Linked DNA regions of Homo sapiens: region 1 is linked to region 2. The links are chromatin contacts, found by Hi-C or POLR2A ChIA-PET in ENCODE. All regions are on one chromosome and are shown on one strand. Each heading gives the region's core, a stretch centred on a gene start or an enhancer-like site at or near the end of the contact. The rest is flanking DNA. Distances are from core to core; before and after follow the strand shown. Region 1 holds the start of RIN2 (Ras and Rab interactor 2). Region 2 overlaps SLC24A3 (solute carrier family 24 member 3).

Region 1 (7,392 bases), core at 4,884-7,383, 44 kb before region 2:
GTGTGGGATCCTGGCTGACTTTCCGAGACTCAAAGGTTTCCATGCACAGCTGCCCTCAGTTACCACACAGGACAGATGTCTGCTTCCATTCATGTTTTAAAAGTATTCTTGTAATCGAGCCATAGTTAAAATGCAATGGGGGAGTTCAGTATTTGGGAAAAATCGGTAACAATTTCTTTAATAACTAAAGTTCATCTAGCTAACTATTTAATCTAGCTTTTTTTAAATTTTGAATTCCTGATCTACCAAATAAAATCAGGTACATAAAAAACAAAAAGTCTCTTTATCCAATTTATTGGATTAACTTACTTAAAAAAAGACTTCACTCATTAAAAATACAAATGTTTCCAAATCTGATTTTTGAAATGACTCAAATTTTGAGAATTTTAAGCAAGTGGGGGGTTATGTATTAATACTCCATGTACTATCACTTGGCCAGATGGTATCATCAAATAAAAATGAGATATACACTCATAGTAGGAATTAGAACACCTCCCGAATCCGTTTCTCATTTGGATACTATAAAGTCCAGCAACGTCTTTTAAATCACTCTTAGGATGGTTTTTAAAACAAACCAGCATACCTTTATAACCATTCCTACATCAAACTGAATCAGGGGCTCTCAATCATGGAGCATCATTCAACGTTAGTAATGGAGGTTCTTACAACCAAAGCTTTTTGACCAGAATAAGACATCTCACACAGGCTGGAATACCCACAGCGTTAAAAAATTCAATTTTATTTTCTTAGACTCTTTCACAAAATGACTGTGTTTAAACTTTCACCTAACTATTAGTGAGTTTAAAAACAGTTTCTGCTACAAAAAACAGTGTCATTTAATCATTCATTCATTCATTCACTCATTCATTATGTGATTATGCTATTGAGTGGTTTTGCTAGCGGCTGTATTCACTTGTGTGGTTCTATTCACACTTTCAGCTGACATTCCACACTTCTCTGTGCTGATATACATATATATCTTATTTATTTATTTATTTATTTAGAGACAGAGTCTTGCTCTGTCACCCAGGCTGGAGTGCAATGGAGTGATCCTGGCTCACTGCAACCTCTGCCTCCCGGGTTCAGGGGATTCTCCTGCCTTAGCCTCTGAAGTAGCGAGGACTACAGGGGCCTGCCACCAGGCCCAGCTAATTTTTTTGGTATTTTTAGTAGAGACAGGGTTTCACCATGTTGGTCAGGCTGGCCTTGAACTCCTAACCTCAAGTGATCTGCCCACCTCAGCCTCCCATAGTGCTAGGATTACAGGCATGAGCCACTGCACCTGGCCAGGACTTTTAAACTCAACAGGTTAAAAATCACATTTAGGCCTGTGCATGGTGGCACACGCCTGTAATTGCTGCATTTTGGGAGGCCAAGGTGGGTGGATTACCCGAGGTCAGGAGTTCGAGACCAGCCTGGCCAACATCATGAAACCCCATCTCTACTAAAAATACAAAAAATTAGCCAGGTGTGGTGGCGGGCACCTGTAATCCCAGCTATTCAGGAGGCTGAGGCAGGAGAATCGCTTGACTCCGGGAGGTGGAGGTTGTAGTGAGCCGAGATCGCACCACTGCACTCCAGCCTGGGCAACAAGAGCGAAACTCTATCTCTAAATAAATAAATAAATAAATAAAATAAATCACATTCAGTGTTTCTTCCCTACCTTCTCCCTTGTTCGCACAGCACGATGACATGTGCATGCTCACACACACACTTGAACTCCACGGCTTGGCTAATGACCCATCAGCCTTCTAGTCATCTTCTTCAACTCCCCTTGTCACTCCCCATCCCGCCCCATCTGATAGGTCCATTTTTCTCAAAACACTCCTTCCCTTGACTTCTGTGACACCACCCTGTTTAATACATATCTCTAAATGAGAATTGTTACTTTTTGTGCTTTCGAAAAATCTACGAAACAAATCTTGAGATATATTTGCTCAGCATTGGAGACCTAGAAATGTCTGCAGATGAATGTTAAATTTGCACAGCTGTGCCTCTTTGATCACTTTCCGAAGGCTCCTCCACTAGCCCACAATTCTCCTTTGAGTCCCTGAAATTCTAACTCCAACTTCCTCACTTTGTCTCCTTAATTGCAATAAAGCCTCAATAGCTGAGGTTACTGGTCTGTGGAAGGTGCTCTAACAGTAGATTGAAGGCAAACTCTGATTTAAAAATACCTGATTTCAAACAATGGTTGCTTGTGAACGGGGGCTGCAGCTCCTATGAGGAGGGATTGCTGTTAGCAGGCTTCTGTTCCAGGTCTGAGACACCCAGAGAGTGACATTTACTTACTTTTCATAAGCAAATGTCCACACACACTTAGACACCCTAGAGAATTCACTTGGCCAGCACCCAAGGAGAGAGGAATGAGAGAACAGAAAATTCACTGAGCAGGTGTACTTTCTCACTCAATGGATGTAACTAGCCAAGATGAAATAGTGATCTCAGGACAAGAACCCTGAAGTTGCCACCCCATCTACAGAGCTGCGTTTGAGGGGATTCTCAGAGTTGGAAAGGCTGGTTGAAATCTGAAGGCTTCTGGGCAGCAAAAAGGCAGTGCTCTCCAGAGGCTGGGGTTCCCTCAGATCATATCTGATCAAACCCAAAGAACCTATTCATATTAATCGGATGCATGGAAGCTACTTGAGTTAATTGGATACACAGATCAACAATCCACTCTAAATTGACAAGGGTGGATTATTATGCTTTTCTAGTGTCCAGAATATACATTTTTACTATCCAAAATACCACATATTAGATGGAATCAACATTCCTTGGAAGTTGGCCTAGACATTATAAGATTTTGGGAGAACTAAACAATTCCCTAGGTGAATTCCTTGGAACACTGGATCCAGAAGATACTTCATGAGAAAGAGTGTTCTGTGGCCAAATAAAGTTGGCAAGCATCCCATACTATGGTGTCATTCTAAAGAGTCCCAATGTATGGTATAACAATAAAGACTCCTTAAAGTCCTGCCATAAAAAAACAGACAACATTAGCATTTCCCTAACATATTTTATCACTGTAACTCATTAGTGATTGTTTAGCAAAACTGCATCCTAAAACACAACTCGGTGAATCCTGCTCTGTACATACACTGCATGGAGTGTGCCTCTGGGCAGGTTCGCCTTTAGCAAGTCCACTGTGCTGCGGCAGAATGACAGACTAATTTTAGGCTTTCATTTCCTCACCTACAAAATGCAATGAATACTACTGTTGTGAGAAACGACTGAGATACTATTTGTAAATCCATTTTATAATGTGCTACAAAAATGTTACCTGCTTTCTTCAGAGGCATTACAGTCCTGAGGGTATACTTCTTGCTGTGCAACTTCTCAAAATGCCTTGACAAAGGGACACTTTTGTTCATTCATTCATTCAACACCCCCTCCTTGAGTGGTAGGTCTTAAGGGCTATGGCCTGGTTTTGGACCCTGGGAAGCTTACAGACAGTGGGCAAGTGAGGTCCACTGTATTGCTTTAAGAGATACATACACATACACACACACAAGGAATTCTGGTGGCAGTGAGGGGGTGTCTTACTGGGGAAAGGAGGACAGGGTCGGGGAAATCTTTCTTGCTGAAACTATTAGGATTCTTGAAGGTTCATTAGGTAGGTTGGATATACAAGGGGAATTGGGCACAAGGTCAAAGCACTATAATACAGAGAGTATGTGAAGAATGGGCCTCCCATTAATGGGTCACACGAGCATGGACCTCTCAGGGTAGCATACCCTGTGTTTCATCTGTGATACCTGATTCATCTGTGTCCTCCAAGCAGAGGAAGAGGGTTTAGCTAAGCAAGGAGGTTCTTTCTGGAAAGTGGAAGTCCTGAAGTGGGTAGTGACCCTTGACTTTGGATAAGGTGTATGGCAGGACACCTTGGGTGGGGATAAGAGTGCTGCTGCGAAGTTATCTTTAAATAAGCACACGCCATAGCCATCCTGGGAGTCAAGCTCCCTCCCACCTGCCCTACACTAGAGGTCAAGTGTGGGCTATTTCAGTTTCCTCCTCTGCTCTGATGAACTGTCTGCAGGAGAATGTTTCCAGACAAAGGTCTTGATAGCAGGTTGGTTTTCCCCGTGTCTCCAGCCTCCAACTACTGAGAGCAAGTCTCCAAACCCAAAAGCTCCTGTCAACAGCCTTCTTCCCAAGTTCCAAAAGCAAGGGCCCTTCACTGTCCCGGGACCCTACCCATCCCTAGCCTGTGATGCTCTCTCTGGAGGTGCCAAAGCACGGGAGTGCATGAGTATTCCAGAGGCAATATTGGAACCTGAGGCAAAAAGGAAAATTAGCACCTCTATATCCACTTATGACAATATCCTCCTACATTTGAATTAGGTAAAAAGTTAATAAAAGCTCTGCATTCAGTGAACGTGACTACATCTGAAGCCAGAGTTGCTCAATCTGTTGCATGCCACTGTCAACTCTCAAACCACCAGGCAAGGGAACAAACAAATGGGGAGGTGGGGGAGGGAGACTGGATATGACTGTTCCCATTGAACAATGAAGCAGGGTTCTTTTTTTTTAGACAGAGTTTCACTCTGTCACCCAGGCTGAGTGGAGTGGCACAATGTCGGCTTACTGCAACCTCTGCCCCCAGGTTCAAGTGATTCTCCCACCTCAGCCTCCCGAGTAGCTGGGACCACAGGCACATGCCTTCAGGCCCAGCTAATTTTTGTATTTTTAGTAGAGATGGGGTTTCACCCTGTTGGCCAGGCTGGTCTTGAACTCCTGACCTCAAGTGATCTGCCTGCCTTGGCCTCCCTAAGTGCTGGGATTACAGGCATAAGCCACTGCACCCGGCCTATGAAGCAGGGTTCTAACAACACCCACCTGTATTTAAAATGTTGATTTTTGCTTATCATGAATTTTTTACATTCAATTTGGTTTTGTTAAAAAGATTGTATTAAAATACTATTTATCTTAATGATGGAGTGCTGCCCTGTGTGTTTCTTTTTTCCCAGTAAGCCCTTTGCACTCCCAGCAAGTGTTTCTTTTTGCTTCAGTATTTACAGTCCTTTTGGTCGAAGAGTACTCTGATGTTTCCTTACCGATGACAGCGTGTTCCTAAGAAACCCCAATGTGCCCAAAACCGCGCAAGGAAGTGCCGCTACACTGCGGAATTAGGAAAGCCCCAGGGATTTAAGAGCTCTGAGAAGACAGGCGCCTCTCAGGGCCCAGGGGACCGATCTTGCCCTGTATTTCTTGGCAACATATCATAGGCTTTCAAGCTGAACTTCTGCAAATCCTGCTGTCCCCGCGCGGTCGAGGGGCGCGCCACCGCCGGTGGGTGGACGCCGAGCTGGTGGGAGCCCAGGCCAAGGGTGGAGGCCAAGCCCAGAAGGGGGCGGGGAGGCCTCAAAGTGGGAAAGTGGCCCCGTCCCTTCCCGGCAGGAATCCGGGGCTCCTCCTCCGCCCGCTGCGCAGCCATCAATCACCGCGACAGCCCAAGTGCCCCCTGCCCGGACACAACAACCCTCCTGCTTTTCCACCCGGGGGAGGAAATCTCCGGTCGGAGCATCTGCCCTGCACACTGGCTGGACTCACCAGTGGGGTCCGCGCTGGGGATCAAAGCTGTGCGACACCGGGTCTGACCCGCGCGCTCAGGCGCAGGGAGCACTTGACACCCCACAGGCAGCCCTGCAGGTAGAACTCCTCAAAGGTCCCTACCAAACTCCGTCCGGTGCACACGCACGCACACCCGCACCTCCGCACCTCGAGCCATAGTGCCTGCACCCTCCAGCTGTCCCTCACCCCAGCCCCGCACAGGTCAGCTGAGGACACCCGGTGACCCTGCCGGGACCAGCGGCCACCTCGCGCTCCGGAATGTCACTCTGCCCCTTGTCCCCACTCCCTGATCCCCCTTCCCCCTTCCGTTCCCCACGATCCCCGAGGACGCGCTCTGGCTGTCTTCCTCAAGTCCCCTCCGGAGTAGGGAGAGAGTGCGCACAGCAGCACCCACGTCTGGAACCCCAGAGAGCCCCGCCCGTGCCCGGAGCCTCTCCGGGCTCTCTAGGTGCGGGCACAGGGGGTGGGGTCTCCGCTGCCACCGCCCCTTACCTCTCGCGGGCCCTCCCCGCAGGTCCCGGAGGCGGGGGCGACCGGTGGCCCCAAAGACGAGCGCGGGGCTGGGTTTCCCCGCCCGGGAGGAGCAAGAGGAGGAGGAGGAAGAGGAGGAAGGGGGAGAAAGGAGGGGAGGGGAGGGGAGAGGAGAGGAAAGAGGAGGAGGGGAGGGAAGGGCTTTGTGTTTGCCTCGGGCCGTCCCTCGGCAGTAGGGAGCCATCCCCCTCCCCCAGCCACCTTCCTGAGCTCGCAGAGGAGATGGGGCGGGGGTGATCGGATCGGAGGCAGCGACCAAGGCGCCTGCGCGACCCCAGGTCCGGCCCATCCCTCCATTCCCTGTAACCGCCAGCCTCCGCCCCTCTTGACAACCACCCGCTACGCTTACCCTGTTACAAGGAACCCAGGCTGCAACCAGGAAAAACTGCCATCAGAAAGTTTATCTAAGCCGGAGCAAACTTGGCTGGACCGGCCCCTGACCCGCCTTGGCGCTGCCGCCCCTGTCTTCTGCGGTCCCCGGCCAGGCGAGGACCAGAGTTTTGTTCTCGGAGATTCTTGCCTTTCTTGTTTTAGCACAAACGCGCACGCACCCCTTTCCCATAACGAGCCCCTCCGCCCAACTACAGATCCCGGGATCTGTTGCAGGGGCTGGAAAGGCCCCACTCGAGAGGCCTGAGCTGGCTGCGGCTCTTGGTTCCGGGGCAGGTTCTCCAGGGTTGGATACGCTCTGGACGCCTGGGCGGGTTGTTTTGCTTCGGCCTCGCTGGCCAGGGGCCCGCCCACCCCGCCTGGAACGCGGTTTGGATCGGCGCTGGGAGCCCTCCGTAACCCCAGCTGAAGGCCGCGCAGGCAGGCGGGGACGCCGGAGCTGCGGGGCCGGTTCCCAGCCAGCATCCAGCCTTTTCGGAATCAGGCGGGTCCCTGGTGATTCGCTGGGTTTTCCCACTTCCCACGGGGACCTCACCTTTGGGAATTAATTGCTGACAGTGTTAGAGTTACAAAGTAGCCAGTGTCACGGAGGGAACCTCAAAGAGACAAAGGGACACCTCGAAGGTGTCAGAGAGACGGTTGTTTTGGACAGAAACAGAACAGCGAAGCGGAAAGAAAACAGACCTTATTTCTGTTCTGTTCCACTTCAGATAGTAGCAGAGGAGACTTGGATTTCATTGGTGTTGGTTTTCGTGATTCCTGCCTTCTAAAATCCCAAGACTTATTTATCATTTATCATCAGCTCAGATCCCAGGAAAACAGTCCACTGCACTTCGGTTTCTGCTCCAAGTCACCCATTAAATAAATAATTGAACACCTGCTGGTGCCAGGCGCAGTTCT
Region 2 (7,068 bases), core at 107-2,606:
CAGGGAGTGAAAAGCTTCTCTACGTTCTTGGGAAGGGAAAGTGAGGCTGGTTGATTTGTGCATTGTTTCTGTTAGACAACTAAGTGGTAATTATCGAGTAGGAGTGGTTCTGGGCCCTTCTGACAGGGTTTAAGGTACCTCTTGGCATGACTGCACCAGTTCACTACTGGAGTGTGCATATGGGAAGGAGTCTCCATAGGTGGGTGTGTCAGGTTTATTTTCTGACAGGACAGAAAATAGGGACACCATACGCCCTAAACAGCCAACCCTTTCTGTGAAGATGTGACTTAATGATGTCCTGTCACAGAGGGATTGAGCTGGACTCTTTCTCTCGTGACTTGCAATCCCTGTGAGTCAACCATTTGCTGGCCCCCAGCTGGAACATGCTTCCCTGCCACCAAATGCCTTCCCGAGAATAAAGGAAGACTCAAGTCATATCTCTGTGACACTAGAGCAATGGCTTAACCTGGTTAATTCAGTGTGGAAAAATGGCAGATCGGCCCCGTCGCAGTCCAGCTGGTGGCTTAACTTCATGCACACACTCAACCTGACTGCGGATAGACTTTCCTACTTTCATCAGCTGGGTTGGTATAAAGAGGCCAGCATACAAGACTGCATCGCAAATGGGTTGTACTGAAGATTTTCTTCCTCCAAATATTCTGTCCACACTGACTATGATAATCCCCTGTGTTCTGGTCAATGTTGAATGGGAGAGATGGGCTCCTCAGAGCAAGATGGCAACCCCTAGGAGAGAGGAAGAGGCTCTTGGAGCTATCCTCAGTCACCCTTGGGTAGATGTGAAACTGTAGATAAACACTCAGGAATCCTTTTGAGCTCTTAACTTTCAGCACTGCGCATACAGATATCTTCTAAGAGGGGCAATGCATTTCCAGCACAGCTTGCCCTCTGAGCTCCAGGGTCAAACCCTTGTCAGCAACAAGAACTTAGTAAAGTGATTTCATGCCCTTAAGAAACCAAGAGCCAGTGACAGCAAAGCTCCTAGCAGGAAAATTCCCTTTGGCCAAACATTTTCAAAAGGAATCCTGTTAAACCAAAGCTTTTGAACTTTACTCTTCCTATGTTCACATGAAATCTCGAAGAACAGTGTGGCTGAAATTCTAAATCTGGTTCCAGAGGCCAAAGGCAACTCACTCTTTTGTGGAGTTGCTGTGTTTTTAACTTCTCACCTTTTTCTCTATGGCCTTCCTTTGGTCATGAACTACTACACACACCCAGGGGTGTATTTTTGTGTTTTCATTGTTAGAGACCTGGGCTCTCAAAGCCTGTATTTACTCCTTGCTGTCTGACCCTTGTACTTCCACCAGGATGTGACAGGCAGGAATGAGGGCTCCTTCAGCTGCCTTCTGGCCCAGCTCAAACATCTCCCAGCTGCTGCAGCTATGGATGGTTTGGGGCAGGAGTCATTGCCATTGCCTCTTTTTGTTGTTTTTTTTTTTTTTTTTTTTTAGAGACTGGGTCTCATTGTGTTGTCCAGGCTGGAGTGCAGAGGTGAAATCATAGCTCACTGTAGCTTTGAACTCCTGTGCCCAAGTGATCCTCCTGCCTTAGCCTCCCAAGTAGCTGGGACTATAGGCACACACCACTATGCCTAGCTAATTTGTTGTTGTTGTTTGTAAAGATAGGATCTTGCTATGTTGCTCAGGCTGGTCTCAAACTCCTGGCCTCAAGCAATCCTCCAGCATTGGCCTCCCAAAGTGCTGGAATTACAAGCATGAGCCACGGCATCTGGCTCCAGCCTGTCTTTGTAAATAAAATTTTATTGGAACTCAGTTCATTCATTTATGTATCATCAATGGCTATTTTCACACGACAGCAGCTGAGCTGAGTGGTTTTGATGGAGACAGCATGATCCACAGGGCTTAAAATATTTCCTCTCTGGCCCCTTGTAGAAAATGTTTGCAACCCTCTGGTTTAAGGCATGGACTCCAGAGCTAACTTCCTGGGTTTTGAATCTCTTCTTGGTCATTCACTTGCTGTATCATCATGGATGGGTAACTGAACTTCTCTAAGCCTCAGTTTTTCAAAGTGTAAAATGGGGATAATACAGTTCCTGCTTTGTTGGTGCTTATGAGGTTGAACTGAATTAATCCACGTTAAAACTGTTGAACAGGGCCTGGTGTGTAATACCTTCTGAATAATTGGGGGCTGGGTCCACTTCCTTGCACCCGAGGCTGCTTCTTTTCTAAACCTATCACTGAACAATAGCTTACTAGATTACAGACACCGCAAGGGTAGGAACCACGTCTGACTTTACCCTCCACCTGGCAGAGGGCTGGGCACAGACCACGTGCTTAAAACGTAACTGATGAATGAATAAGGCATGTCCATGAAGTCTCATTTGGAATATGCATTATAAGGAGGCCAGTGTTCTGTGGGGCAGCAGGGACTGGTCAGAGTGAGGTTGGAAGCAGAGAGACCCCGGATGCCACTCCCTGGATAATGTTCCAGAAGCAATGTGGTCTCTGCCCAATGTACTCTCTCTCCCTTCCCCACTTTACTTAAATTATTTTGAGTCTATGTAGTGTTTTTAAACCCAGCATGCTGCTATGGAAGTTTTCAAGCATTCAGGAAAGTTGGAAGAATTATACCATCTTATTTTTTTAAGAGCAGGGCATGTCCACGTGTGCTTGTGGGAACTTCAAAGTAAACTGCAGAGACCAGGCCATTTCACCCCTCAGCACTCCTGCCTGCATCTCATTAAGTAGAGTTCATTCACAATTCATGGGTCTTTTATTCTTAGATGCCATTTTACATGGTAAAATTCCCACCACAAAATTGTACCATTCAACAGGTTCTGAGAAATGCATACACCCATGTAACTCAAACTCTACCATGGCTCAGAACACTTCTGTCATTCCAGAAAGTTCTCAGGTGCCCTTCTGTAAGCCTTGCCTGAGGCAGGCACTGCCCTGTTTCTCTACCACAAGGCAGTTCAGCCTGTCCTAGAGCTTCATAGCAATGGAATCCTGCAGCGTGTACTCTTTTATATCCGCATCATTTTTAAAGACTCCTTCAATGTTTTCATTGCATCAACAGCTCATTTATTTTTACAGCAGTGTAAATATGCCACGGTGTGTTTAATTATGCTCCTGTTGATGGACATCTGGGCCACTTCCAGTTTTGGGCTATTAATGTGTATTACTTTTATAATTCAAAAGCAAAATGAAAAGAGGCCTGTAGGGCTCCTCCTTCCTGACAGGCTAGCCATTAATGAAGATCGAGGAGGGCCAGGAGCTCTGCTAAGGACCTCATGTCACTGTCTCATATCCTAGCACCCCTTCTCTGTAGTCAGCACCTTAAGCACACTCCTGTGCCCTCTTTGAGACTTTCGGTCTAGCTAGGTGGGGGTCTCACCTCCTTCCCACCTCTACTCTGCCCATCCTGCCATAAGTCCTTTTGCCTCTTCCAAGTTCACTATTGTCCCTATGGTGCTGATGTCGTCCTGCTTGTGCTTGGGTTGGGGCATGTTCTTACCAGAACAGCAGGTCCAAATGCTCAGAGGGCAGATGCCTGGCTCGTGAGTTTTTCCTCACTCTAGCACCTAATTCCCTCACCCCTCCAGTCCCTGGCTCCACATACTGTATGTTTAAATGAGCATCTGGGCCAGGCGTGGTGACTTATGCCTGCAATTCTAGCACTTTGGGAAGGTGATGTAGGTGGGTTGCCTGAATCTAGGAGTTAAAGACCAGCCTGGGCAACATAGTGAGACCTCAACTCTACAAAAAATAAAAATAAAAATTAGCCAGTTCTGTTGGAGTGTCTCTATAGTCCCAGCTACTTGAAAGGGTGAGGTGGGAGGATCACTTGAGCTGGGAAGGTCGAGGCTACAGTGAGCTGTGATCCCACCACTGCACTCCAGCCTGGGTGGCAGAGCAAAACCCTACCCCAAACAAACAAACAAAATGAGCATCTGCGGCCAGGCGCGGTAGCTCACACCTGTAACCCTAGCACTTTGGGAGGCCAAAGCGGGCAGATCACGAGGTCAAGAGATCAAGACCATCCTGGCCAACATGGTGAAAACCTGTCTCTACTCAAAACACAAAAATTAGCTGGGCATGGCGATGCGTACCTGTAGTTCCAGCTACTTGGGAGGCTGAAGCAGGAGAATTGCTTGAACCTTGGAAGCGGAGGTTGCAGTGAGCTGAGATCAAGCCACTGCACTCCAGCCTGGCGACAGAGTGAAACTCTTGTCGAAAAAAAAAAAAGAAAAAAGCATCTGCTGGTGATTCTGAGCATGGGTGTGTGTGTTTGTGTGCATGTGTTTGCATGTGAGCATGCACGTGTGTGCGTTTGCCTGCATGTTTGCATGTTTGCATGCATGTGTGTGTTTGCCTGCATGTTTGCATGCACGTGTGTGCATTTGCCTGCATGTGTTTGCATTTGTGCATGTGTGTGTGTGCACGCGTTTGCCTGCATGTGTTTGCATGTGTGTGTGCATTTGCCTGTGTGTTTGCATGTGTGGATATGTGTGCGTTTGCTTGCATGTGTGCATGCATGTGTGTGGTATGTTTGCACGTGTGCATGCATGTGTGTGCGTTTGTATGTGTGCATGTGTGTGCGTGTTTGCATGCATATGTTTGCATGTGTGCATGTGTGTGTGCACATTTGCCTGCGTGTGTCTGCATGTGTGTGTGCGTTTGCCTGCATGTTTGCATGTGTGGATGCGTGTGTGTGTACGTTTGCCTGCATGTTTGCATGTGTGGATGTGTGTGTGTGTGTTTGCCTGCATGTGTCTGCCTGTGTGCATGTGTTTATGTGCCTTTGTCTGTGTGTGTCTGCATGTGTGCATGCATGTGCATACTGGGAGGCAGTGAGACTGCATGTGCATACTGGGAGGCAGTGAGACTGCATAGCAAAGGGCAAGAGTGGAGAGTTGATTGGGAGACAGGCCATGGTGAGGGTTGGCTTTAAGCCGATCTCCGCAAGTAACAAAGCAAGAGGGAACCAAATTGCTTTTTAATTGAGGCATAATTTGCATAGAGTAAAATGCACAGATCTTAAGTGTTCTTACTACTGGATGAGTTTTGACAAATACCTATACTCATGTAATCCACACTTCAACAAAAATAAAAAACATTTTCATCATCCCAGTAACTTTCCCTGAAGGCAGTAAAACACTTTCTTGAGGCATGCTAAGCCAAATGATATCACCAAACCCTTCTCATCCGTGAATGACCTTTGGACAGGCCTGCACAGTGTTGAACTAGATCATCTCCCTCCTCCCTGCCTCAAAGACGCAAGGAACATTAAGTGCCAATGCAGAAAATCTTCAAGGCAATGCTGATCTGAGAGCATGTGAGGCACATCTCAGATTGTTCAGTCCTGACATTTAATGCTGTTTTCATTTCTTGCCTTAAGAAGCATGCATTTTCATTCTCTAATTCCCTCTTGGCAGTTGTTGTGGAGGAAACAGGAGGGTGGCTAGTTCCAAAGTCAACAGGGATTTAGCCCACAGTGCATGTATATTTTTTAGTACGGATGCAGACACAGATACTCATTCATACCAAGTTTCATGCATACTTGCTGCTCATAAAACAGTTCTTTGAACCCTATTACCTTTGGAGAGCCAACACCCCCACCCTAAAAGATTCTGATTTCCCTAATACTACAGTTTAAAATCTCTCTCTAGTTTGTGGTCAGCTTGACCCAACCAACAAATTCCTTTAGGAAAAATAAGAAGCCCCTGGATTTTTGCTAATTTATTTCTAACTTGGAACATATGTGGCATGTCATTTCACATTTTCTTATTTGGGTAGTTTTACACTTGTTTGGGTGTAGTTTCCAAATGGATGTTCCCAGCTGTGGCTTTACATTGTAAAATATCACTGGGTGGCAATCTCTTTGTTTGAACAATTAAATGAGGTAAGACAGTGACCCAGCCCACAGAAAAGAAGCAATTTAATGACAGTTGCATCCCTAAGTCCTTTAGTCATTTAGTACAATAGTGCATTTAGTTCTGGTGGCCACTCATGAAATATGCAAAGTGGGTTTTGTTCTCCCCATTTGAAAGATGAGACAACTGAGGCTCAGAGAGGTTAAACCACTTAGTCAAGTTTACGAAGCTGGTGAGGGGTCAGGTCTGCATTTAGAGTTGGACTTTGGACCCTAAATTCTCACTTTTTGTTGTACTCTGCCAGGCACAGCAGAAAGCCAGGGTAAAGCCTCCCTTTACCCTCTAAGAACCCTCAGAAGTGCATCTGGACCTTTCCTGCCTAGCACTTTTTTTTTCTGAGATGGAGTCTTGCTGTGTCACCCAGGCTGGAGTGCAGTGGCATGATCTCAGTTCACTGCGACTTCCACCTCCTGGGTTCAAGTGATTCTCCTGCCTCAGCCTCCCGAGTAGCTGGGACTATAGGTGTGTGCCACCACGCTCGGCTAATTTTTGTGTTTTTAGTAGGGACAGGGTTTCACCATGTCTGCCTACCATGTTTGTAAGAGTCCTGAATGAACTTTAAGAATCACAGATGCCCCTGCAGCAGCTGCCAGCAGTACTCACCCACATCCCCCCATCTCCCTGAGGTGCTATTTTGGTGGGTGCCAGCTGCCTCCCAACAGCCATTCCTGCCTCGTTGCCTTAGGACTTTCTCCTAAACCAAAGAAGTGCCAAGAAATGAACAATTCTAGAAGCTGTTCTCCACCAGTGACTCTGAGGAGTGGGTGAATAAACCCCCCAGCTCCCTTGCCCCTCGGATGGAGTCATTCTGAGACAGAGGCTGTCCTCTGTTTCCCAGAGCTCCCACTATGGGAGTCAGCCCTGATTGCCCACTGTGGTAATAGTCTTGCTAGCACAGCCGCTGTGGGCTGCCTTCCCTCCTTCTTCCTCTCCACTCTCATACTGCTCCCCCTCAATAAACTCTTCACCCTGGATCCTCCTCTTAGAAATGAATAGTTTCTGAGGGACCTAAACTGTGATGAACAGAGAGACTGATTCAGCTTTCCAGGTAAGCCCTTCCACAGTAGGATCTGGAAGAACCCTTCCTTCCCTCAGGCATCACCTAATTTTCCTAACATAGAGCCTGAAACACAATGGTCAAGATCAAGGGGATT

The links. Hi-C counts contacts between places; a loop is a spot of excess contacts on that map. ChIA-PET counts read pairs that join two places held with the same protein, here RNA polymerase II (POLR2A). Pooled maps may share reads with other maps.
Region 1: a map of PC-3 shows a loop between it and region 2 (3-fold over the local background). The contact joins the promoter of RIN2 here to the enhancer-like site in region 2. A Hi-C loop is called at or near these places in 7 of 168 maps with a recorded cell type or tissue (B cell, CD14-positive monocyte, Caco-2 and 4 more), 1 of 37 single-sample maps with no recorded cell type and 2 of 50 pooled maps. POLR2A ChIA-PET finds 5 or more read pairs at or near these places in 10 of 52 experiments (A549, A673, B cell and 7 more).

What each region holds. Positions count from the first base shown.
Region 1 is chr20:19,756,999-19,764,390 of GRCh38, reverse strand. RIN2 (Ras and Rab interactor 2) reads right to left here and starts at 6,133. Exons shown (of 13, transcript NM_018993.4): 1 at 6,064-6,133. RefSeq lists an enhancer at 5,170-5,744.
Region 2 is chr20:19,708,805-19,715,872 of GRCh38, reverse strand. The region is part of intron 15 of SLC24A3 (solute carrier family 24 member 3); the gene reads right to left. Among named protein-coding and RNA genes, the nearest start is that of RIN2, 46 kb to the left of the region's middle. RefSeq lists an enhancer at 4,070-4,570. Within about 2 kb of position 1,356, at least 2 of the 41 ENCODE cell types and tissues checked have a DNase peak (open chromatin) inside an H3K27ac peak, as active enhancers do; they include transverse colon, where a contact is called at or near this core.